Linked DNA regions of Homo sapiens: region 1 is linked to region 2. Evidence: chromatin loops called from intact Hi-C (ENCODE). Cell type or tissue: dorsolateral prefrontal cortex. All regions are shown on one strand. Links, peaks and the distances in the headings refer to the core of each region. The heading gives the core; the rest is flanking DNA. Region 1 holds the start of LOC105378137 (a long non-coding RNA gene). Region 2 has its middle 36 kb from the start of DACT2.

Region 1 (11,620 bases), core at 2,128-10,127, 130 kb before region 2:
TGCATTCTAGTGTTTTCTTTCAATTTATGTTAAGGCCTTTGTGGAATCAATGTGACTTGGTGTAGAGATGGGTTGCCCCCACTGTCAATCACTTTCAAGAGCTTTGCTACCTCCTCCTCCCAGCCTCTCCTCCTAGGAAGCATCTGAAGCTCCTGGGGCTCCCTGGAGGCAGGTGCACAGCCTGGACCCCCAGGACAGGTAGTGGTGCCATGTTTCCAGCCCATCTCCTTCCTATAATTACAAGTAGAAGAAATACATGGGCTCACGGACTATTTGATAATCCAATTAATGAAAAGCTAATCATATTAAACTTCCAGAAAAAAACATATTTTGACTAATTAGCTGCTGACACACCTCTAAAGTACTATTCCCCTGTAATTGTTGTCTGTGTATCCTTTGGTTGACTCTTCATGTGCCAAGTCTTGTATAGAGAAAATTAAAAGTTAATTCAGCAATCCAGCATGCCTGACCAAAACTGATTTTTATTACTGAGTTTAGGAAATATTTTATATAGAAAACTTCGTTGTAATAGCATGCAACTTTTTATAATTTTTTCGTTTCCTTTGGGAAAACCTCTACCAAGTTGCTTTTGTCCATAACGATGTGATTTCAGAGCTGTTTAAGTCTTCCTCTGCTCCGACCCCTTTTAAGTTGGCCATATCCATTAGTGAATTTGCTTTTAGTGCCCTCATTTTTATTATGTATGAAACTCGACGTCAACACTGTCCGTTGTGTTCCTATGAGTAACTCTTCTGTACCAACTAGCTCAGGAGCCCATGGTTTTCTTCTACTGGCAATTCCTCTTTCTTTTATGCATTCTTTTGTATGTATAGTCTGAGTGTGTATGAGTGCAAGGTGCTTGCAGACTTTCTGAGGACAAGATGTAACACATCCTGAGACATGGTTAATTAACCGCATAACCACATAACCACATAAACCACACACAGAGTCACCTGCTGTGTGTAACCCAGCTACAGTTTTGCACCACACACACAGGAATTCTGATCAACTCTATTTGGCATGGTTCATGTCAGTAAAGAAAAGCAAAGCCTGATGTACTGTTCATTGTAGATGCTGTGTTATCAGTAGCAATCCTGGAGGACTGCGTTTTTATTTTGGGTAGGCAATGCGACCTGAGTCCACCGTGTACAGTTTCACACTCTCGATGACTGGAAGAATTCTTTATAGATTGTTTCTAGCTCCTTATATTTAAACCTGATTTCTCCTCCAGTATTCACAGGCTGCCAAAGAACGTCCCCATCAGGACATGCCTCTTAGTTCTGCCCTCAGATCTAGCCAAGAGGGCCATGCTCTGGGCCTGCTTTTGGGAGGACCTCACCCTGGCCTTGCTGGGCCACCAAGCCCCACCCCACGGTGTGTCCCTGGGAGCCCTGGAGCCTGCTTCACTCTGTAGATTTGGCCAGGCATCCTGGGCCCAGGAATTCCCTACTCACCAAGCCCTGAGCCCCTTGAGGGTCTGCATAAGCCCCTCAGTGGATCTTCCTTCTGAGGGTAGAGTGCACTGCGGTGTGAGCCCCAGGTCAAAGAGGGCTGCTGGCAGGAGCCGTGGAAAGAGCATGGACCTGGAGGCCAAAGGGCCCTGCAGTGCACACATGTGTCTGGGCAGGGGGCCCAGCTGGCATCGCCACAGGCCATGGATGCCAGGGATGGGTGGGAGATGGGAGGTTTCCAGAAGGATGGGAAGAGAAAGGAAGTGCTGTCCAGAGGCCCACAGAGCACGTTCGGTCAGGAACCCGATGCTGCCCCTCTAGGGCCTGCACTTGATGAATGTTGGACTCGGCGGCTTCAGGTTTTGTTCAGTGTTTTGCTCACTGGCTCACTCTTGGCAAGTTTCTTTCTGCTGCCAATATCTATTGCCTTAAACCAGTCTTTTCCTTTCTTTTAGGGTTCTGTACCTCTGTTTGTCAACGCATCCCTTCTGAAAATTATGTAACACAAAGCATATGGCTGGGCTTAGGTCTTTATTTTCCTTTGAAATCCTTCAGCCCTACCACTATTCAGTGTCCGGCCAACAGGGAAGCCAGAGATGCCCTGGTTTAGCATCCTCCTGTTAGGGGGAGGCGGCTGGAGTCAGGTTCAGGTGTGGCCGTGGTGGCTGCACCTGCTCCTCCTGCCATCAGCGAATGGTGCCCTCCCTGGCCCTGTGCTCACCCGGCTTTGTCTTTGATGCCTCTCTGGGCCCAGCATCTCCCCGGTGCTCTCCAGGCTCCTCACATCATTCCCCCTCAGGCTGGGGCTTACCCCAGAGCTCCAGCTTCTGAGTGTGGGGTGAGGGGCCCCTGCCACTGGGCAGCCACAGAGGGCGGAAGGCATGGAGGTGACAGTGGGAACTCTTTCGGGTGACCCTGAATAGACACCATCTGTTGGAACACTGCCAGAATATTTGCCTCTTCGTGCTGATGGATAAGGAAAATAATGCCCACTCAGTGCTTAGCAAAGGGTAGAGTCGGTGAGTGGTGGCAGGAAGGGGTGGGAAAGGGGAGAGGGTGGTGGCGGGGAAGGGCCTCAGATCTTCCATCTGGTCTTCCTCACTGATGTCAGAGGCCTCTGCTGTGGGGCGGGAAGGCAGTGTGGGTAGCTCCGGTCTGGCGGCACAGCTTTTGGGACTCCAGGTGCTTGATTCAGCAAAACTTCTCCAGGGCCAAAACTGGCTTTGTGAGGGTGACCGCCAGGGCCTCATCGAGGTAGGCAGAGAGGGTTAAATAACCCACACAAGGAATAAGCAGGGACCAGTGCAGGAGCTATGGGGGAATGGAGGACATTGAAGTGAGGAGAGGGTCCTGAGCCACCTAAGTTGTGGGAATTGCTGGTTGGGGGTTGAGGCTCAGAAGACAGAATCAGAATCCGCACTTCTAAGCAGAAGAGTATTTATTTTGGGGGCACTCAATGGCTTACAGAGGCACTGGAGGAGCTAAAGAAGTAGAATTCACACTGAGCTTTTAGAAACAGTTCCCACAGCCTTGCCCCAGAACTGGGTCCCAAGGAAGCAGCTGCCTCTTCCTCACTCAGGAGCCTGGTGCATTAGGGGCTGTCACCCCAGAACTGGGTCCCCAGGAGGCTGATGCTGCAGCTTTCAACTTTGGAATTACACAGCCTCATGCAGCCAATGCCTGGGCCCCAGAACCTCCTCTGTGTCCTTGGGGACTGTTCTTGCAGCAGCCTGTATCCCATCCCACCTTGCAAGTCTGGCACAGGTGCCTCTGATGGAGAGAACGTAAATGCTACCTGCAATCACAGCTGCCGAGTCATATGGGAGATGTGACTTTAGCTTTCAATCTCTGTTCAAGAGGTTGTCACATTAAAAATGGGAATGGCTGTGGCCTGGCTATTCTGGGGACATGGAAAGGGGACAGAGAGGAGCTGGCTGGAGGAATAGAAATAGCCAAAGAGCTTGGTAAGATAAGTCTTCCTAAAATTTAAGCTCTTAGTTCTGATGCTGTGTGATAAGCCCTTGAACTTGGAGTAAAACTCTCCTGTAAATAATACCTCCTGCAAATGATGTCTGGGGATTAAGGAAAAGTGCAAGAATTCTTCCTGTGCACGTGATAAAAACTCAATTCAAACTAGCTCAAGCAAAAATATTATTATCTCATGTAACTGAGAATTCTAAGAAGAAGATGGACTTCAGGCATGGTTGGATCTAGGTGCTCAACCCAGGCATATTCCTGCTTTTATCTCTTGCCTTTGTTCTTCTTTGCATTGGCTTCATTTTTTAGAAGGCTGTTTCTATGTCCCACCTACCACTCCAGGCAGATGTAATGTGTACAACTGATAATCTCAGAAGCAGAAGGGTTCTATTTGTTCCAGTGTTTGTATCAATTCTAGAAAAAGGAAGTTGGCTTGCTTGAGACATGCACTGCCTTTTGGCCCAGTTGCTGTGTTCAGGGGTGCAGCGTTCTCTGGACAGCCAGGCTGTGCCCAGGGACAGTGGGATTGGTGGGCAGCCCCACTAGAATCATGCAGAATGGAGCAGGCTTGTCCACAAAGGCTCTGATTACAGCTGAAACAGGCCCCCAGGGAGTGCTTGGAGTGGCATGGAGCAGAAATAAGGGTACGGTCACCCACAGATATGAGGACCGAGGCAGAGCAAGCATGTGGGAGTCCCTCAGCAAGCCCAGATGCCATGCACCAAGGAAGCTTCCTCACCCCGAGTCCCCCGAGGTCTGAGGAGGGCGGCTGGGTCTGGCTCCATAAGTGGCACCATGGTTTGATGCGACTCACCTGAGTGAAAAGTACACGGTGACCCAGCAGGCAGCCAGGTCACTCGACACAATGCAAAAATTGTTTTTCTAACCATTCTGTTTGTCTCCAACTCCTGAGACGTTTCCTTTCATTTTAACCTGACCAATCTTCATCCTGCAACTTTGAGGCCAGCATAGTAACCACTCTCCATGGGTCTCAGCAATTGGTGTATCTGAAGTTAGGTTTCCTGAATTGTGTTCTTATTTAATGATATATCAAACTTTTTTCAGCTGATTCACTAAAACCTATCATCATAGACTCCATCTTTTCAAAATCTACATCAAGAATACAACTTAAAAAGGGTGACAGGCTGCCCAAATGTGGCCAAAGCTGAGTGATAAACACGATAATCCAATCAAAGGGGGGCAGGCTTCGTATTTGGAAAAACAGACTCTCACGTGAAATAAAAGCAATGCCACTTTGCTCTGTTTCAGTGGCCTCTAGGTCTTTGGGCTGACACGTAAGATGGTACAGAAACTCCTGTGCGGTCGACCTACCTAACCTCATTGTCCGGTAGTGAGGCATGGTGTGCTGTGCACTCGTCCGTGTATGTGTGAACATGCATAAATATGTGTATGTGTTTGGGCACATGTGTGCACGTGCATGTTGGTGCGTGTGTGTGCTTGAATGCCGGAATAACAAGGAATGAGAAAGCGATGTGTGGGGCAGACGCAGATTTACTAGCTATGCACTTTATAAAATAAAAACATACACATTTGCACAAGATTTTATTTTATAAAATGATTCCTTATATCAATTTTATTCAACCTTAATAAATTGCTCAGAAGTTATGGCTATGCAGCCTTTAGCTGTAAAAAGTGAAATTTATATACTTATGTAATATTTGCCAATAAAGTGAAAAAGACATATATATATTTTTTCTCAGTTTATGAGCATCGCGGTGACTACTGCAACCCAACAGAGACTGTGGATCATGACGGAAGAATTCCTGCTCTTCGCAGTGTGTCCCTTCTGTTCAAAATAAGACAGACATGTTTGTTATTGCTATAGCAACTCACAACTACCAAATAGACACCTCCGCCCAGCGTGACACCCTTTCATTGCATCAGCACCAGGCCCCACTTCTGTTGTTGAAGGTGCTGGGACTGGGACGTGACCTCTCTCAGGAAGGGGAGCAAGGCTTGCCGTTCCCATCACAGCATCTGCATGCACTTACTCTGACCCAGGTGCAACAGCTGTCAGCCTCTGTCCTGCAGAATGGGCTGGACAGCTAAATGCTATGAGCATTAGATGTTATACTGCTCACGGCTTCTTACCTCACCCACCCCTCCCACTCCTCCCTGAGCAGCCTTAGCAAAGAATTTCCTCCTCCTTCTCCTCCTCCCCCTCCTCCTCCTTCTCCTCCTCCCCCTCCTCCTTCTCCTTCTCCCCCTCCTTCTCCTTCTCCCCCTCCTTCTCCTTCTCCCCCTCCTTCTCCTTCTCCCCCTCCTTCTCCTTCTCCCCCTCCTTCTCCTTCTCCTCTTCCTCCACCTCCTGCTACCCTTCTCTTGTAAGACTTTTGGCCCAGAGCATTTCTTTCCATCATATTTTGGCTTATGTTTGAATTCTAAATTCCGAAGTTCTCAACTCCTTACATACAAAACAAACAAAATAATGTACTTTTTTGTTATTTTCAATTGAACATGTAGAGAATCACACATACATACACACACACAGAATGTGCAAGAGGCTTCAGACCACCTGCATTCACTCTGACATCGGTGAGGAGAACTAGGAAAATGCCAAGTGATCTCACCACTGGCTCTTGCTTTGCTGAGACAGTTTTCCAGACTCAGGCCTTCCAGGACAAGGACTTCAACGTGTTTCCTTCTTCTTCTCTGGTCACAGCAAACCATTTACAGGCATAGGAAAGTAAGAAATTATGAGGTCCAGAAGAGAGGAGGGAGATGGTGCAGGCGATGGAGCAGATGCAGGGTTCAGCCTTGGAGGGGAGCTCTGAGGCTGTGCCTCGGTCTGGCTCCTGGGGATGTGCAGGCTGATGTCGCAGTAACATGTCCAGAGCCTGGCTTGGTTTCGCTGTGTGCTAGCACCATATTATCCAGCGTGGGCTTGAATATGGCCCCTTGCACTGGGGAGGGAGGGAGAAGCCCCATGGCAGCTCTCCCAGTTAAGCTGAACAAAGGTTATTAAAAGTTTGGCCAATACTTTCCCTGCCTGAAGCATCCGAGTTATTCTGATGGCTCAGGGAGGTCCCGAGTACCTGGTTTTAGGAACCTGTGAGCTCTTTAGTCACAAAAGCCATTTGCTTGTCTTTATATGTTTTTATTTCTATTTATCTGCCCAGCAAAGCCCTGCTGTTGTTCACACAATCTTTTTTTGGTTCAGATGAATAACTTAATAGACTTTCATAGACAAGACACTGTAAGCAGTTGAGTCAATTGGGAAACCCAGGTTTCAACCTGCACAGTTAAAAGGAAAGCAAGAAAACACGCCACAGAAATGCATCAAAACTCACCGCAGAAATCCATCAAAGCACACATTGTTTGGGAGCAGGAATTCAGAGCCGCTCCACCCAGTGTGAAATTGTATCCTCCCTGCCAAACTGAAGACACTAATTTTCCTTTTCAACTTTGCCCAACAATGTTAACTGTTGAGTTTCGAGGGACCACTTCATCTACGTGATATCACTTAAATTTACTGTTGCCATTCACAATGCGGCACTTGGAGATACAAAGTGATTTGGCCAGGGGCCCACTGCTGGTAGCTGCAGGGGAGGGATTCGAATGCGGGTCTGTCTGCCTCAGAGTTTCTTGTTTCATTCTCAGTCCATACAACGCCCCACACTCACTCCCACCTGAGTTTTAGAAACAAAGTCTTGATTCTTGCCTCTGGAGATAAGTTCAAGATATTAATAAATGCAAGATATTATCTAATATTGTGAAGTGGAAAAAGGCAGGATTGTGTGTGTGATCTCATTTTTTTTTGTAAAAAGAAAGTCTCCATAAAGGAAATACACATATATTAATAGAAAGATCACCAGGTGGGGGAGGTGGCAGATTCTAGATGATATTTTATTATTTTTTTCTACCTTTCACCTTCACATATGTAGTATGCCGTCACTACCCCAACCTTACATCATTGGAGTCATTCATTAAACCCCAATCTGTGTGAGTCACTGCGGAAGTGAGGCTAACAGAAGCCCACACTGAAGGCCGCGTTCCTTCGTGGCGCCGTCCCATGCCAAAGCTGCTGTTCCCACGTGGCTACGGAGCTCTGGAGATGAAGTGAGTGACACCAAGGAGCTGAATGTTGAATTCCATGTAATTTTAATTAACATTTAAATAGCCGCGTGCGGGTAGTAACTACCGTATTGGCCAGTACAATTAGTAACAGGGATGTTTTAAAACACACATTTAAATGAATCACAGGTGAAGTCGGCTGTGCCCGTCTGACTTGGCAGACAGGGGCCGACAACTGGGCAACTGCGCAGACCTTCTCTGGCATCACACACAGCGCAGGACGGCGCGGGACCCGAGCAGCTGGCTTACCTGAATTGTGGCAGCAGCAGTAACAACCCCGAACTAGCTTCAGGGTGTGGATTTAATTACAGAAGCCGGAGGAGGGCAGGCACTGGCTGTCTTCAATCTTTCTCAGTGACCTCCACCTGTCTGCTTCCAACTGAGTAAAAGTCTGACTTGATGGCTTCATGATGATCTAATTGATGAGGAAGTACTTTTGTTTATACTACCTTCATCCAAGACACAATTTCCTGTTAAATATTTCAATATGAAGACTGCCTGTTTGTTTAATGATTTTTTAAAAACAAATTTACCGCCAGAATTAGTGCATGAAGGTCCCGAGGCCGTGGCTGCATCCTAAATGCCCCAGCAATGAGCAGAGGGGAGCCCAGCCCCACCCTCTTAATGTAGCTCTGGTCCCTAACGCGATGCTTCTAATCTTATGAGCCTTGACTAGTTTTTAAATCCAGGAGCACCAGAGCTCCAATCACAAAGTCCTGTATTCTGTCTAGGATCTTGGTTAAAGCAATGAACGTGTCCCTTGCTTTGCTTTTGCCCCAGAGACCTCTAATTGCCAACATTTCACCTTAAAAATCTCTTGCAAACCTTAATTCTCAAAACCCTTCTGTAACAACATAGACAGGAAGACCACTTCTAGCGCTTTTCCATTTATTTTTATATTCATAATTTTATTCGTTTGTTGGGAAATTTAAGGCATATAGAAGTTAAAACCACAGCCAAGCCTCAGGAGATGCACATGTTCAAAGATTTCAGAGTGCAGAGAGTCATTTCATTTTTTACGAAGCACGTGCTCTGCTTCCGGACGGCGCTAAGTCGGCTGTGTGCCCGGGCGCCGGCAGTTGCGGTTGTCACATGGGCCTGAGGGCAGTGGACAGCGGAGGGCAAGTCAAGGAACCACACTGACAGTAATCACCCTGGCTTCAGTGTTTCCATGAAGTGCTCTTAGATGCAATGATTGTGAAGTGGGAAAATCATGAGTGGCCACCTGGGCGAGCCTCACTGGCCGACATCCCTGCATCTGAGCATCTCTGCGGTTGCTACTGTCCGGTAATTTCGGTCTGTTCCGGGCACCTGGATCAAAGTCAGAGGCCCTCCCTCAGGGCTCCTCTTCAACTGGCCTCCGCACTAGGGTCCTATCTTGGGCAGGATCCTGGAGGCTCACCCGCTTCTTCCCAGGATGGAAAAGTCGTCTGGGCTGCTTGTGTCTGATGAGGAACTTGTTTGACAGGTGAGAGGCACAGAGCGGATGAGTGGATTCACGTGGAACCAAGAGTTCCCAAACTGCCTGAGCCTGAGACTCACCAGTTCCCAAACCGCCTGCGCCTGAGACTCACCGGTTCCCAAACCGCCTGCACTTGAGACTCAGGGGTTCCCAAACCGCCTGGGCCCGAGACTCACCGGTTCCCAAACCGCCTGCGCCTGAGACTCACCGGTTCGCAAACCGCCTGCATTTGAGACTCACCGGTTCCCAAACCGCCTGGGCCTGAGACTCACCGGCTCCCAAACCACCTGCACCTGAAACTCACCAGTTGCCAAACCACCTGCGCCCGGAACTTACTGGCTCCCAGACCGCTGCGCATGAGACTCGCTGGGGGCGTTACTCACAACGCAGGCTCCTGGGGCCCTCCAGAGACTCCGGTGTCAGCGAGCTCATGGCGCCCACCTCAAGTAACACTGGCCTCGGGCACTGATTCTCAACCCTGGCTAACCACTAAAAATTTACTCAAGGAGCTTTTAAAAAGTATCAGTGCCTAGGACACAACACAGGTTAATTGAATAAGAACTTCGGGAGGAGACTCTAGGTACTTGCATTTTCCTAAAAATCTTCCTAAATGACTCAATTTTTCAGCCAAAGTTCAGCAATGCTGGTCTAAGATGAAAAATAAAATGACTGGGTTAGAACCTCAGGCTGTGTGGAACCCACAGTGGGTCCAGACTTTGGTTTCAGTGCCCCCTACGGTATAACAGTCATTAAGGACCCCAAATTATTTATGTAAATTATATGTCAATATTTACCATATTAGGAATTAAAACAGAAAATGTTTTAAATATTCTAATTCATTTTAAAATAACAATAATAAATCCATTATGTGTTAACATATTTTTATTAAAACCAACTATATTTTTCAAAAGAGAAAAGAAATCACTGAGAAGAGTGGCATTAATCTACATGTGTGTCAGTCTCTGTCTGGCTTTAATGGAAGACAGCTGGACTCACCCAGCTGCCTCTGCCTTCCACCTGTTACGGTGTGTTTTGGGGAATATATGAGGAAAATCCAGACGTGTGTGTGTGTGTGTACATACATATATGTAGGGGGAGAAAAGAATATTTTTAGAACTTTTTTGGATTATTATGGATATTCTTATTTTAATCTTTACAAAAACCTGAAAAGTGATAGTTTTTAAAATGATTAATGGCCACGTAGAATCCGAAGCCACATTGGTGAACGTTTCCTTCTCTCCTACACTAATATTCATTTGTCTATCTTGCCCTTTGAATGGGCCTTTTACCCAGGCCTAACTTTGTAACTTCATGTGTTCACCATTTGGAAAATATCGGTTTACTGAGACGTGCAGAAATTCCAAATGCAGACGTCTCCGAGAGACTGAATATACGAAGGGACGCTGGGTAGACCACAGAAAAGCCACAACTCTGACCCACACCTGCATCAGCCTGCCCAGGAAAACTGACCCTAACCTAATATCTGCAAACGCCAGCCCCAGAGGCCAGCCTGCTGTCCAGGAGTCAGGACTGCAGGAGGTGGGAAAAGGACCCCACCACAGCTGACCCAAGATGGCAGGGCTTGATCAGTAACTAACAGATTTCTTCACTGTTTCCGTGCTTCCCACTTAGCACCAACCAGAGAAAGCTGAATACACTCCCTGGCCAGTTCCATAGGATGTTCCGATTCCAGCTACTCGCCTCCAGTGTCCCCAGACAGCAGCCTCCGGCAGGGCTCACCTGGGACCTTCCGTTTTCTCATCATAAATCCCCAGACCCCTGCCTTTGAGTCTCTGCTGGACACACACCCTGGAGCCCTGCCTTTGAGCCTCTGCTGGACACACACCCCGGACCCCTGCCGTTGAGCCTGTGCTGAACACTCGCAGTGGTGACCGACGCCCCCACCACAGCAAGCCCCGAATACACAGCCTCTGTGTGTTCCCACTGAGTTGGTCTTTGTTTATTTTCACACTTAAATTACACACTATAAAAAAACCACAGTTGTTAATATTGCCACCCATCTCACCAAAAAAGCCTCTATATATTGTAAAACTGTCAAGCTCAAGGTGATGAATAAAAGTGACCCAAAATTCTAACGTTTCTCAAACGCTCAGATTTTATCATGAGCCACAAATACTACTAGTTCTTTCCCTTGGAGGAACAGGCTGTTAATTAGCTAGGTCTGAATACCATAGTTTGTCTATCAGTTGTTCTTTCAAGTAAAAGCTGTGTTCCACGTAAAGAAAAAAACATAACCAAAACAGCGAGTTCAACAGGTAACTGGAACGATGGCCTCTGCTTTTCCCACAACAGTGATCACGTGACTCCGATGTGGAGAAATGCTTCATCCAGTTCCCACTTCATGGTGCAGAATATTAAAAAGACAAGCCTGCACGGATTGAGGCTAAATAGTTAATAATGAGCCTCACTGCTTGATTCTGGACACTGTTAGGTGAAAACGGCTTTTCTTTTTCCTGCAGGTGGGTGGTGGTGCAGAAGACCACAGCTGTTTGTGTGGTTGGCACTCAGCTTGTTTCAGGTTAGGGATTGAGTAGTTTCACCCACTATTGCCTTTATACACCAGCAATAGGATATCTACACAGTTAAAAAAAAAAAAAGGCTTAGCATTATGATA
Region 2 (11,620 bases), core at 1,891-9,890:
CTCAGCTGGTCTGCAAGTACATCCTCATGAATAATTCCATAAAATTGTTTCTTAGGGCAAAGTTATGCTGGGCTTGAGCTGGGTTCTGATGCTCGATGTCATCAGAATTTGTTCCTCCAGGCGTGGAGATGAGTGGAGAGTGGAAGAGAAACATTAGGGGTTCAGGTTCCCAGATAACCCTGCCTATTTTAGACCCAAATGCTTCTTTTTTAAAAAAATTATATATATGTATATATATATATGTGTGTGTGTGTGTGTGTATTGTGTATATTTAAAGTATACAACATGATATTATGGGGTACAGATAGACAGTAAAAAGGTTACTATGATGAACCAAAGTACATATCCATTATCTCACCTAGTTACTCATTTTGTTTGTTTGATTTTGTGACAAGGTGGCTGTAGTAGTCTGTTTTCACACTGCTATAAAGATGCTACTTGAGACTGGGTAATTTATAAACAAAGGAGGTTTAATTGACTCACCGTTTTGCATGGCTGGTGAGGCCTCAGGAAACTTACAGTCATAGTGGAAGCTGAACAGGAAGCAAAGACCTTCTTCACACGGCAGCAGGAAAGAGAGAGAGCAAGAACAGGGAAAAGTGCCTTATACAACCTCCGGATCTCGTAAGAACTCACTCACTGTCACAGGAACAGCATGGGGGAAACAGCCCCTTAATCCAATCACTTCCCACCAGGTCCCTCCCTGAACACCTGGAGATTACAATTCAAGAAGAGGTGGGTGGGGACACACAGCCTGACCACAGCAGTGGCAAGAATCTACTCAGCATGAATTCCAAATGCTTCCTTCCCCGCAGTCCTCATGTTGTACACAAGACCTCCAGACACCTACATGTCTACATCTCTCCATGTTGTACACGAGATCTCCAGACACCTACACATTTGCTACATCTCCCCATTCCCCTCGCCCACCACGTCCCTGTAAACCACTGTTTTGTTCTTTCTGTATATTTGATTTAAAATATTTGTTTAGTTTCCACATGTGAGATTATGCAATATGTTTCCTTCTGTGTCTGGCTTATTTCACTCAGCAGAAGGATGTTCTGTAGGTTCACCCATGCAGTGGCAAAATGACAAGATCTCACTCCTTTTTAGGGCTAAATAATATTTCATGATGTGTATGTACCACAGTTTTTTTAAACCATTTGTCTGCCAATAGACACTTAAGGTTTTCTTCCCCCCCACATCTTGGCTGTTGTGAACAGTGCTGCAATAAACATGCAGGTGCAGACGTCTCTTTGAGACACTGGTTTCATGGATTTTGAATCTATATCCAGCAGAGGAAAGGCTGAGTCATATGGTGGTTCTTATTTTGAATTTTTTGAGGAAGCTTATACTGTTTTTCATAATGACTGTACCAATCTACATTTCCACCAACTGTGTACAAGAGGGAAAATTAAAAGCTTTTCCACCAAGATCTGCTATGAGGCAGGGATGCCCACTCTTGCCACTCTGTTCAACATAGCATGGAAGTCCTAGCAAGGGCAATCAAACAAGAAAAAGAAAGAAAAGGCATCCGCAGAAACGAGGAAGTAACATTATCTCCATCTGTAGAGAACATGATCATATGTGTAAAACACCTCAGAGTTCCACAAAATGAAACCAGTGTTAGAACTACTAAATGAATCCAGTTAAGTTGTAGGATATATAAATAATAACCTAGCTGAAAAAGAAATCAAGAAAACAATCCCATTTACAACACATAGAAATAAACAAAATGCCAAGGAATAAATTTAACCAAAGAGGTGAAAGATCTGTATGCAGAAAACGATGAAACATTGATGAAAGAAGTTTGAAGAAGACACAAATAAATGGAAGGATCTTGTGTTCATGACTTGAAATGATTAATATTGCAAAAATGTCCTCACTGCCCAAAGCAATGGACAGATTTAATTCAACCCCTATCAAAATCCTAGTGGCATTCTTTACAGAAATAGAAAAAAAAACTACAATGTATATGGAACATAAGAGACTCCAAATAGCCAAAACAAGAATGAGAAAGAAAAATAAAGTTGGAGGCATCACACTTCCTGATTTAAAATTATATTACAAAGCTATAGTAATCAAAACAGTACAGGACTTTCATAAAAACAGTCTCATGTACCAATGAAACAGAATAGAGAGCCCAGGAATAAATCCAAACATGGATGGTCCACTAGTTTTTGACAAGAGCACCAAGAGGACTCAATGGAGAAAAGTCAGTCTCTTCAACAAATGGTAATGGGAAAACTGGATTTCCATGTGAAAAAGAATGAAATTGGACCCTTATCTTACACCAAACAGAAAAATCAACTTAAAATGGATTAAAGACTTTGATGTAAAACCTGAAACCATAAAAATACAAGAAAAAAACAGAAGCTAAAAGCTCTTTAACATTGGCCTTGGCAGTGATTCTTGGATGTCACATCAAAAGCTCAGGCTACAAAAGCAATAAATAAATAAATGAATAAATGGGACTACATCAAACTAAAAAGCTTCTGCAAAGCAAGGGAAATAATCAACAAAATAAAACGGCAGCCCATGGATTGGGAAACCATAGACCTGATAAAGGGCTGTATGAGTCCATTCTCGCACGGCTATAAAGAAACACCTGAGACTGGGTAATTTATAAAGAAAAGAGATTTAATTGGCTCCCAGTTCTGCAGGCTGTGCAGGAGGCATGGTGCTGGCATCTGCTCAGCTTCTGGGGAGGCCTCAGGAAATTTACAGTCATGGCAGAAAGCCAACAGGGAGCTAGCATATGGCATGGCTGGAGCAGGAGAATGCCAGCACATGGCATGGCTGGAGCAGTGCTGGCATCTGCTCAACTTCTGGGAGGCCTCAGGAAACTTACAGTCACGGCGGAAGGCCAACAGGGAGCCAGCACGTGGCATGTCTGGAGCAGGAGAAAGAGGTGGGGGGAGGTGCCGCACACTTTTAAACAACCAGATCTCATGATAACTCACTCACTCACCATCCCCAGAACAGCACTGAGGGATGATACTACCCATTCATGAGAACTCTGCCCCCAAGATCTAATCACCTCCAATATTGGGGATTACAATTTAACATGAGATTTGGGTGGGACACAGAGCCAAACCATATCAAGGGTTAGTATCCAAAATGTATAAAGAACTCATACAACTCAATAGTAGAAAACCCTATTAAAAAATGGGCAAATGATCTGAATCGCCATTTTCTCCCAAGAAGACATAAAAATGTCCAACAGGTATAGGAAGAGGTGTTCAACATCAGTGGCCATCAGGGAGTTGCGAATCAAAACCACTATGAGATAACACCTCACATCCCTTAGAAGGGCTGTTACCTGGAAGTCGAAAGATAGCAAATGTTGGCTGAATGCTTTTCTTCTGCTATGATAAACGACAGAAGCATGCTCCTTGCTTTTCTGTTTTCGTCATTGGGTACACAGAGAGCAAAGCGTTCTAAAGTGGGAACACACGCCTCTACTTACCACTGATAGAACTGGCATGACTGCCCGATGATCAAGCACACACACACATGAGGCTTTTTGTGTGGATTATTATGGGCAACTGTGAGGTTCCAGAAGAGGGTAATGCACTTAAAAATGGAATAGCGAGATTCACTGAATGAACAGAACAATTTTCTTGGTGGGATTTTCCAAGCGACTGGGAAGCCCCTGCTGCCACCGTGAAGTCATCTTTACTCTGGAGAGAAACCCGGAGTGCGATACAAACCCGAACCAGGCTGGGCTCCTGAGGAGTGTCCTAGTGTGTGCTGCTTTGCAAGGCGAGAGAGCTACACACCTGCACGAGAGAACTACCTCGCCTGTGGTTTTAGGTGGAACATGAAACCCAATTTCTTAATATGCCAAAATGAATGAAGAGCAGGGGAAAAAGCCCTTTGGACACCAGAGAATGGGTGGGGCCCCTGGGAGCATCTAGTCAAGGCAGACAGAGGCAAATTATATCCACAGACTAACCACACTGGAGGAGGAATGACCCTCAAGCATTTCTCCTTTCCTTGAGGTTATCTGGCAATATGGAAATTCATTTGTCTTTCTTATTTGCCACTTAAACCACATAAACAAAATTCCAAAATTATTTTCCTCTTTAAAATGGAAAGTGCTTCTTTTCCCAGAGAACAAGGGTGATTATAGAACAATCCAGGAAGAAACAAAAATTCACACTAATTTAAAAATCAAGAAATTACCACAGTGTGGGGTGACATAAAGTGACTTCGAGGTTGCTTCCACTAATGCAAACACATAGAGCATATCCCCAACCAGAGAAGCACGGCATTAGACTTAGTTGTTGAAGATTCTCTTGGCTTTTCCATATGGATTTTGTAAAATGCTCAAGGGAAGAAATCATGTCTCCTCTGTCTTTAGGTCCTCAGTGCTAAGCACGTTGACGGATGCTTTGCATGTTAGATGAGACCAAGACATTTTTGGTGAATGAATGAATTAATATTGTGTCACCTGGAAGAGGAAACCTGATCTGCATCTATTGTTATGGATTTTTTTGTTGTAATCATCTTTTATACAAGAGTTTTAATATGAATTCTTTTTTATTATTTATTTATTGATTGATTGATTTTGAGACGGAGTCTCGCCTTGTCGCCCAGGCTGGAGTGCTATGGCGTGATCTTGGCTCGCTGCAACCTCTGCCTCCCTGTTTCAAGCGATTCTCCTGCCTCAGCCACTGGAGTAGCTGGGATTACAGGCATGTGCCACCATGCCCGGCTAATTTCTTTGTATCTTTTAGTAGAGATGGGGTTTCACCATGTTGGTCAGGCTGGTCTCGAATTTTTGACCTCGTGATCCGCCCACCTCGGCCTCCCAAAGAGTTGGGATTACAGGCGTGAGCCACTGCACCTGGCCCAATATGAATTATTTCATTTGAATCTTTGCAAAAAGCTTGCAAGGTGTGGCATATTTTCACACCCCTTTTACAGGCGGATAAACTGATGCAGAGCAGAGGGAAGTAGCTTGCCCAGGAGTCCTCTGCTCGCTGCCGACCCTGATGCAGCCTCCCTCCCCTGGGCTGCGGAGCGGGACCACAGGCTCTCCCCAGCCTTGGCTGCCATTATTTTCCTGCCAAGCCTGCACGTCGTCACTCTGGGGAGCACTCTGGCTAATGCACTCTTGGAGGTGTAGACTTAGTCACGGTAGATCTTGGCTTTCTATTGAGCAACAGTCAGTATTCTCATAATAATACAATTTAAAATCTATTTTAAAAAAGAAATACGTTTTATTTATTTTCCAATTGTTAATTAAAATAAATCCATATCACATACAATTTCGAAAGCCCAGAAAAGAAGAGCTAGAATCTCATTATTGGAACACAAATGCACTAATATTTTGGCTTAGTTTCTTCTAGCTTTGTTTTCCTGTGCCTGTCTTTTACATAGTCACAAATGCGGTAAAGGGCATTTTCTATGTTGTGTACAATGATGACCCCAGATCTTAAGGCCTGGACCATATTCTACCGAGTGGAGGTACTCAGCAGAGTTACATTACCCCTACTTTAAGGCTTTCAAATAATTTTTGAACAATTTTTATTAGAAATGGGATTTTGATGAACATATTTTATATGTAATGACGTTCCATACTTAGGATTTTTTCTTAGCTGAGATTCCTCTGTGTGGATTTAACAGGTAAAGGACATAGTATTTCTGTAGCTTTTGCCATCTGTCGTTGGGTACTTTTCCTAGAGCAATTGTTACACCACTGTAATTACAACCGGCGCAGATTAAGAATACAGTTTCCCTGTACCCTTGCCTAGAGAACAGCCTGCGATGTCTTAAAAAGTGTTCCAACCCAGTTCACTGAAAATTGATGTCATTTGTAATCCCAGCACTTTGGGAGACCGAGGCAGGTGGATCACCTGAGGTCAGGAGTTCAAGACCAGCTTGGCCAACATGGTGAAACCCCCGTCTCTACTAAAAATATAAAAAATTAGCCGGGCGTGGTGGGGGGCGCCTGTAGTTCCAGCTACTCAGGAGGCTGAGGCAGGAGAATCGCTTAAACCTGGGAGGTGGAGGTTGCAGTGAGACGAGATTGCGCCATTGCACTCCAGCCTGGGTGAGAGAGCCAGACTCCGTCTCAGTAAAGAAAAAAAAAAAAAAAAGGAGAAGACAATTGATGTCAGAGATAGGATTCAGATTCCATCTTTATTGCTTGATTAGGGATGTTGTGTTTTAATAAAAAGCCCAGGTGTCTGCAAAGAGACAAAAACAGGGACTTTTGTCTTAGGGGTGGCAGTGGGGCCCGGTGGGCAGTGCTGCCTGCATCTCTCTGGAGCTGACCTGGCCTCGTGCCACCCTGCACTGGACCCCAGGGGCACCCCCAGAGCCACCGTGCTCTGCAGACTGCAGCAGCTTCTAGAAGGAGCCTCCTGCCCTGCGTGTTGGACAGACAGCAGGGTCACTGTCAGCCCGGTCACAGCTGAACTCTGCACTTAAGGACTCGGTCCCCGCACAGCCTGGCTCCCCAAAGTCAGAGCACACGGAAACTCCAAATGCTTTGCTTCAGGTCGACACTGAGTGTGAGCCGCCTGTCTGCGTGGGTGGGTTGGACTCTTCCTCCCTGTTATGGCTGTGGGAGTCTGCACCTCCTTGGTGCGGGTGGGGTGCCCCCTGGTGTCCACGCAGGGGGGACGCGGGGATCTTCAGCCTGACCCAGGGCTCCAGAAAGAGGCAGCTGCAGAGAATCCTCCCAAAAACGCAGCAAAAGGCATCCCCTTTCCTTATGAGAATTACAGAGAAATCTCCCAGCACTTACAGCAAATGACAAACGACGCGAGGTCTCCACATCTCACATCCAGCGGCCCCGGCCACCAGGCGGTGACACGCTGTCTGCAGAAACAACCCGGGGCCACACCTAGCCCCTTCCCTTTGCTTCCGTGCCTCCCTTGGCACCTTCTTTCTGCTTCTTTTTAAATTGCTCCCTTCTTTCCTGCAGGTCTGGACTCAGGGAGACCAGGGTTCAAATTCGGGCTCCAACGGTAACATATTTTTCCCTGAGTTTGGAAACGCCCCAGGCTGCACTTTCCTCACCTGTGAGATGAATGTGCAAAAGCATCCACTTCTGGAAACGCCGAGAAGATCAAGCGTGTGAGCACCGCAGCGGACCCAGGACGGTACCTGGCAGGGGCGGCCCCAGGCAGGTGTGAGAACCTCAGCGGGCCCAGGACGGTGCCCAGCAGGGGCAGCCCCAGGCAGGTGTGAGAACCTCAGCGGGCCCAGGACGGTGCTCAGCAGGGGTGGCCCCAGGCAGGTGTGAGAACCTCAGCGGGCCCAGGACCGTGCTCAGCAGGGGTGGCCCCAGGCAGGTGTGAGAACCTCAGCGGGTGCAGGATGGTGCCTGGCAGGGGCGGCCCCAGGCAGGAGTGAGAACCTCAGCGGGCCCAGGAAGGTGCTCAGCAGGGGCGACCCCAGGCAGGAGTGAGAACCTCAGCGGGCCCAGGACGGTGCCTGGCAGGGGCGGCCCCAGGCAGGAGTGAGAACCTCAGCGGGCCCAGGACGGTGCTCAGCAGGGGCGGCCCCAGGCAGGTGTGAGAACCTCAGCGGGCCCAGGACGGTGCTCAGCAGGGGCGGCCCCAGGCAGGTGTGAGAACCTCAGCGGGCCCAGGATGGTGCTCAGCAGGGGCGGCCCCAGGCAGGTGTGGGAACCTCAGCGGGCCCAGGACGGTGCTCAGCAGGGGCGGCCCCAGGCAGGTGTGAGAACGTCAGCGGGCCCAGGACGGTGCCCAGCAGGGGCGGCCCCAGGCAGGTGTGAGAACCTCAGCGGGTGCAGGATGGTGCCTGGCAGGGGCGGCCCCAGGCAGGAGTGAGAACCTCAGTGGGCCCAGGAAGGTGCTCAGCAGGGGCGACCCCAGGCAGGAGTGAGAACCTCAGCGGGCCCAGGACGGTGCCTGGCAGGGGCGGCCCCAGGCAGGAGTGAGAACCTCAACGGGCCCAGGACGGTGCTCAGCAGGGGCGGCCCCAGGCAGGTGTGAGAACGTCAGCGGGCCCAGGACGGTGCCCGGCAGGGGTGGCCCCAGGCAGGTGTGAGAACCTCAGCTGGCCCAGGACCGTGCTCAGCAGGGGTGGCCCCAGGCAGGTGTGAGAACCTCAGCGGGCGCAGGACGGTGCCCGGCAGGGGCGGCCCCAGGCAGGAGTGAGAACCTCAGCGGCCCAGGACGGTGCCCGGCAGGGGCGGCCCCAGGCAGGTGTGAGAACCTCAGCGGGTGCAGGATGGTGCCTGGCAGGGGCGGCCCCAGGCAGGAGTGAAAACCTCAGTGGGCCCAGGAAGGTGCTCAGCAGGGGCGACCCCAGGCAGGAGTGAGAACCTCAGCAGGCCCAGGACGGTGCCTGGCAGGGGCGGCCCCAGGCAGGAGTGAGAACCTCAACGGGCCCAGGACGGTGCTCAGCAGGGGCGGCCCCAGGCAGGTGTGAGAACGTCAGCGGGCCCAGGACGGTGCCCAGCAGGGGCGGCCCCAGGCAGGTGTGGGAACCTCAGCGGGCCCAGGACGGTGCCCAGCAGGGGCGGCCCCAGGCAGGTGTGAGAACCTCAGCGGGCCCAGGACGGTGCCCAGCAGGGGCGGCCCCAGGCAGGTGTGGGAACCTCAGCGGGCCCAGGACGGTGCCCAGCAGGGGCGGCCCCAGGCAGGTGTGAGAACCTCAGCGGGCCCAGGACCGTGCTCAGCAGGGGTGGCCCCAGGCAGGTGTGAGAACCTCAGCGGGCGCAGGACGGTGCCCGGCAGGGGCGGCCCCAGGCAGGAGTGAGAACCTCAGCGGCCCAGGACGGTGCCCGGCAGGGGCGGCCCCAGGCAGGTGTGAGAACCTCAGCGGGTGCAGGATGGTGCCTGGCAGGGGCGGCCCCAGGCAGGAGTGAGAACCTCAGTGGGCCCAGGAAGGTGCTCAGCAGGGGCGACCCCAGGCAGGAGTGAGAACCTCAGCGGGCCCAGGACGGTGCCTGGCAGGGGCGGCCCCAGGCAGGAGTGAGAACCTCAACGGGCCCAGGACGGTGCTCAGCAGGGGCGGCCCCAGGCAGGTGTGAGAACGTCAGCGGGCCCAGGACGGTGCTCAGCAGGGGCGGCCCCAGGCAGGTGTGGGAACCTCAGCGGGCCCAGGACGGTGCCCAGCAGGGGCGGCCCCAGGCAGGTGTGAGAACCTCAGCGGGCCCAGGACGGTGCCCAGCAGGGGCGGCCCCAGGCAGGTGTGGGAACCTCAGCGGGCCCAGGACGGTGCCCAGCAGGGGCGGCCCCAGGCAGGTGTGAGAACCTCAGCGGGCCCAGGACGGTGCTCAGCAGGGGTGGCCCCAGGCAGGTGTGAGAACCTCAGCGGGCCCAGGACCGTGCTCAGCAGGGGTGGCCCCAGGCAGGTGTGAGAACCTCAGCGGGCGCAGGACGGTGCCCGGCAGGGGCGGCCCCAGGCAGGAGTGAGAACCTCAGCGGCCCAGGACGGTGCCCGGCAGGGGCGGCCCCAGGCAGGTGTGAGAACCTCAGCGGGCCCAGGACGGTGCTCAGCAGGGGCAGCCCTCAGTGGATGTGAGCACCCCATGCTCCGGTGCTTCCTCCTGCCAGTCCTCTTGCTCCTTGTCTCAGCTGCGTCTGTCCTCCCGCAGGACGCTCCTGTCAGACACCAATCTGAATGTTTAATTATCATCATTACTATTAAATGGTTTTGTTCTCCTAGCTAACAAATACCACTTTACTGGTGCAGCAGGGTTCTTGCTTGCACTATTGATTATCTAACACACAGAATCATTTGCATGCAGAGGTGGAAGAGACATCTTTGAGCAGCTGGCGGAACCGGCACGTTTGAGAGCTGAGCATTTGGGAAGCTTTTGCGATCTCTTAAATCAAGTGTAGCCTAAAGCTACACTGTCTGCATATTTTAAATTCAACCTACAGGTTCTCTGTAGAGGTGTAAACGGACCATAGCCTACTCTTGCACCAATCACCGAGTTTTGGCCAGTCAAAGGTGGCCAACTGTTCAAACCATGCTCAAACACCACAAGTGCCGAGATGTAACCAATTGGCTGTTTCTGCACCTCACTTCCGTCTTCTGTGCGTCTCTTTCCTTTTTCTGTCCTAAATATTCTTCCACCACGTGGCTGTGCTGGAGTCTCTCTGAACCTGTTCTGGCTCGGGAGGCTGCCTGATTCATGAACCCTTCGTTGCTCAATTAAACTCTGTTAAACTTAATTCTGCTAGAATTTTTCTTTCAACAGGGGCATTGATGAGCAGTTCGCATCAGGGATGTGTTTGGCTCACACTGGCTGGTAACGAGGACCCTTTCCCCTTCACGTGTGGGTGGGAGGAAACCGCAGGTCTTCGTACGCTGCTCATTGTAAGGGCCTGGAATTTCAGGGATGACGATACCACCTATTATGTGGATGGCGTTATTTTTTTGTTCACAAGGAGAATCTTCAACTAATTGTGTGTAATTTCACAGCTACGCTGACGAAGCACGTCAGCACAAGCAAACACAGTCACTGCTGTCCTCCCAGGGTCCCGTAATTACTTTAATATGTGTGCACAATCGCAGCCTGAGAGGACTGTGGGAGGTGCGATCCCATATTTAGAAATGGGGAATCACTAACAACTGTGGGAAACTCTCGAGGACGTCAGAATTTTGGAGAGAGAGGTAAGAAAACAAAATGATGTTTTAATCCTGTTTAAAATCAGTATGCACGTCACAGCTGAACACAGAAAAGGTGATAACATGAAGACTGAAGGGACCCACGATGAGGATACATGAGGAATGAAGTTCGTTTTTCTATTTCTGAACAAGAAAGTTGAAGGGCTATTTTCTAGAACGAAAGAGAGCTGAACGCAGGGATTTCAACTTTTTGGGAAATATAATTGATTAATTTTTTAAAAACTACACTTATTTTTCAAATAATCACAAACCTACAGAAGAGGTGGTAGCACAGTGTGAAGAACTAGATGATGTTCTGCTGTTCAAGAGCCTTTTCATTTCCAGATACATTTCAGGATCAGCTTGTCGATTGCTACCAAAAAAAAAAAAAATACCGTAAGCGATTTTGATTGAAATTGCCTTTTGAAAAATAATTACAAAATTGTAAGACCGATACTACCTAATTTCAAGATGTATTGTAAATGCATGATAATATTTAGATTACCATAATAAATAAGATTTATTGTAAACCTGTGGTATACAACATATTATATACAACAGTGTATCACTGGCATAAAGGTAGACAAATCAACAAGACAGATTAGAGAGTCTGGAAATGGATCCACACATATGTGGACATTTGACTTTCAGAAAGTGTTTAGAGACAATTCAGTGGAAAAAGGATAATCTTTTCAACCAATGGTGCTGAAACTGTTGTATACCTATGTGTTCCAAACGAACAAGCAAACAAAACTTCTGTCCATACCATGCACTATATTTTAAAAAAACTTTAAATGTGTCATAAAACTAAATGTAAAACTTAAAACTATGAAAACTCCTAGAGAAAAGCATAGGCAAAATCATTATAGCATTGGATTAAGAAAAGGCTTCCTAAATATGACACCAAAAGCATGATCTCAAACAAAACCCAACACACATACAAAACCCATATTGTAAACATAAATTACGTAAATTAAAAACTTCTGCTCTTTAAAAGATGCTGTGAGGAGAATGA

Evidence for each region. Peaks named below come from ENCODE experiments on the same cell type or tissue, not always from the same donor. Only the 100,000 strongest peaks of a DNase experiment are listed, where the experiment ranks them.
Region 1: a loop joins it to region 2, with 15 times the contacts of the local background. A loop is called at or near these places in 5 of 110 quality-filtered maps.

The regions. Positions count from the first base shown.
Region 1 is chr6:168,220,290-168,231,909 of GRCh38, forward strand. LOC105378137 (a long non-coding RNA gene) reads right to left here and starts at 6,228. Exons shown (of 2, transcript NR_134590.1): 1 at 6,020-6,228; 2 at 4,990-5,235. It overlaps LOC124901501 (a long non-coding RNA gene), which reads right to left and starts at 11,087. Exons shown (of 2, transcript XR_007059934.1): 1 at 9,098-11,087; 2 at 8,404-8,979. RefSeq lists an enhancer at 10,302-10,803. In dorsolateral prefrontal cortex, for the core only: a CTCF peak has its summit at 6,220; a DNase peak (open chromatin) is centred at 6,242; H3K4me3 peaks cover 748 bases.
Region 2 is chr6:168,349,507-168,361,126 of GRCh38, forward strand. No RefSeq gene overlaps it. Among named protein-coding and RNA genes, the nearest start is that of DACT2, 36 kb to the left of the region's middle. RefSeq lists an enhancer at 8,839-9,818. In dorsolateral prefrontal cortex, for the core only: CTCF peaks have their summits at 6,617 (motif pointing left) and 6,823 (motif pointing right); a DNase peak (open chromatin) is centred at 6,595; H3K4me3 peaks cover 469 bases.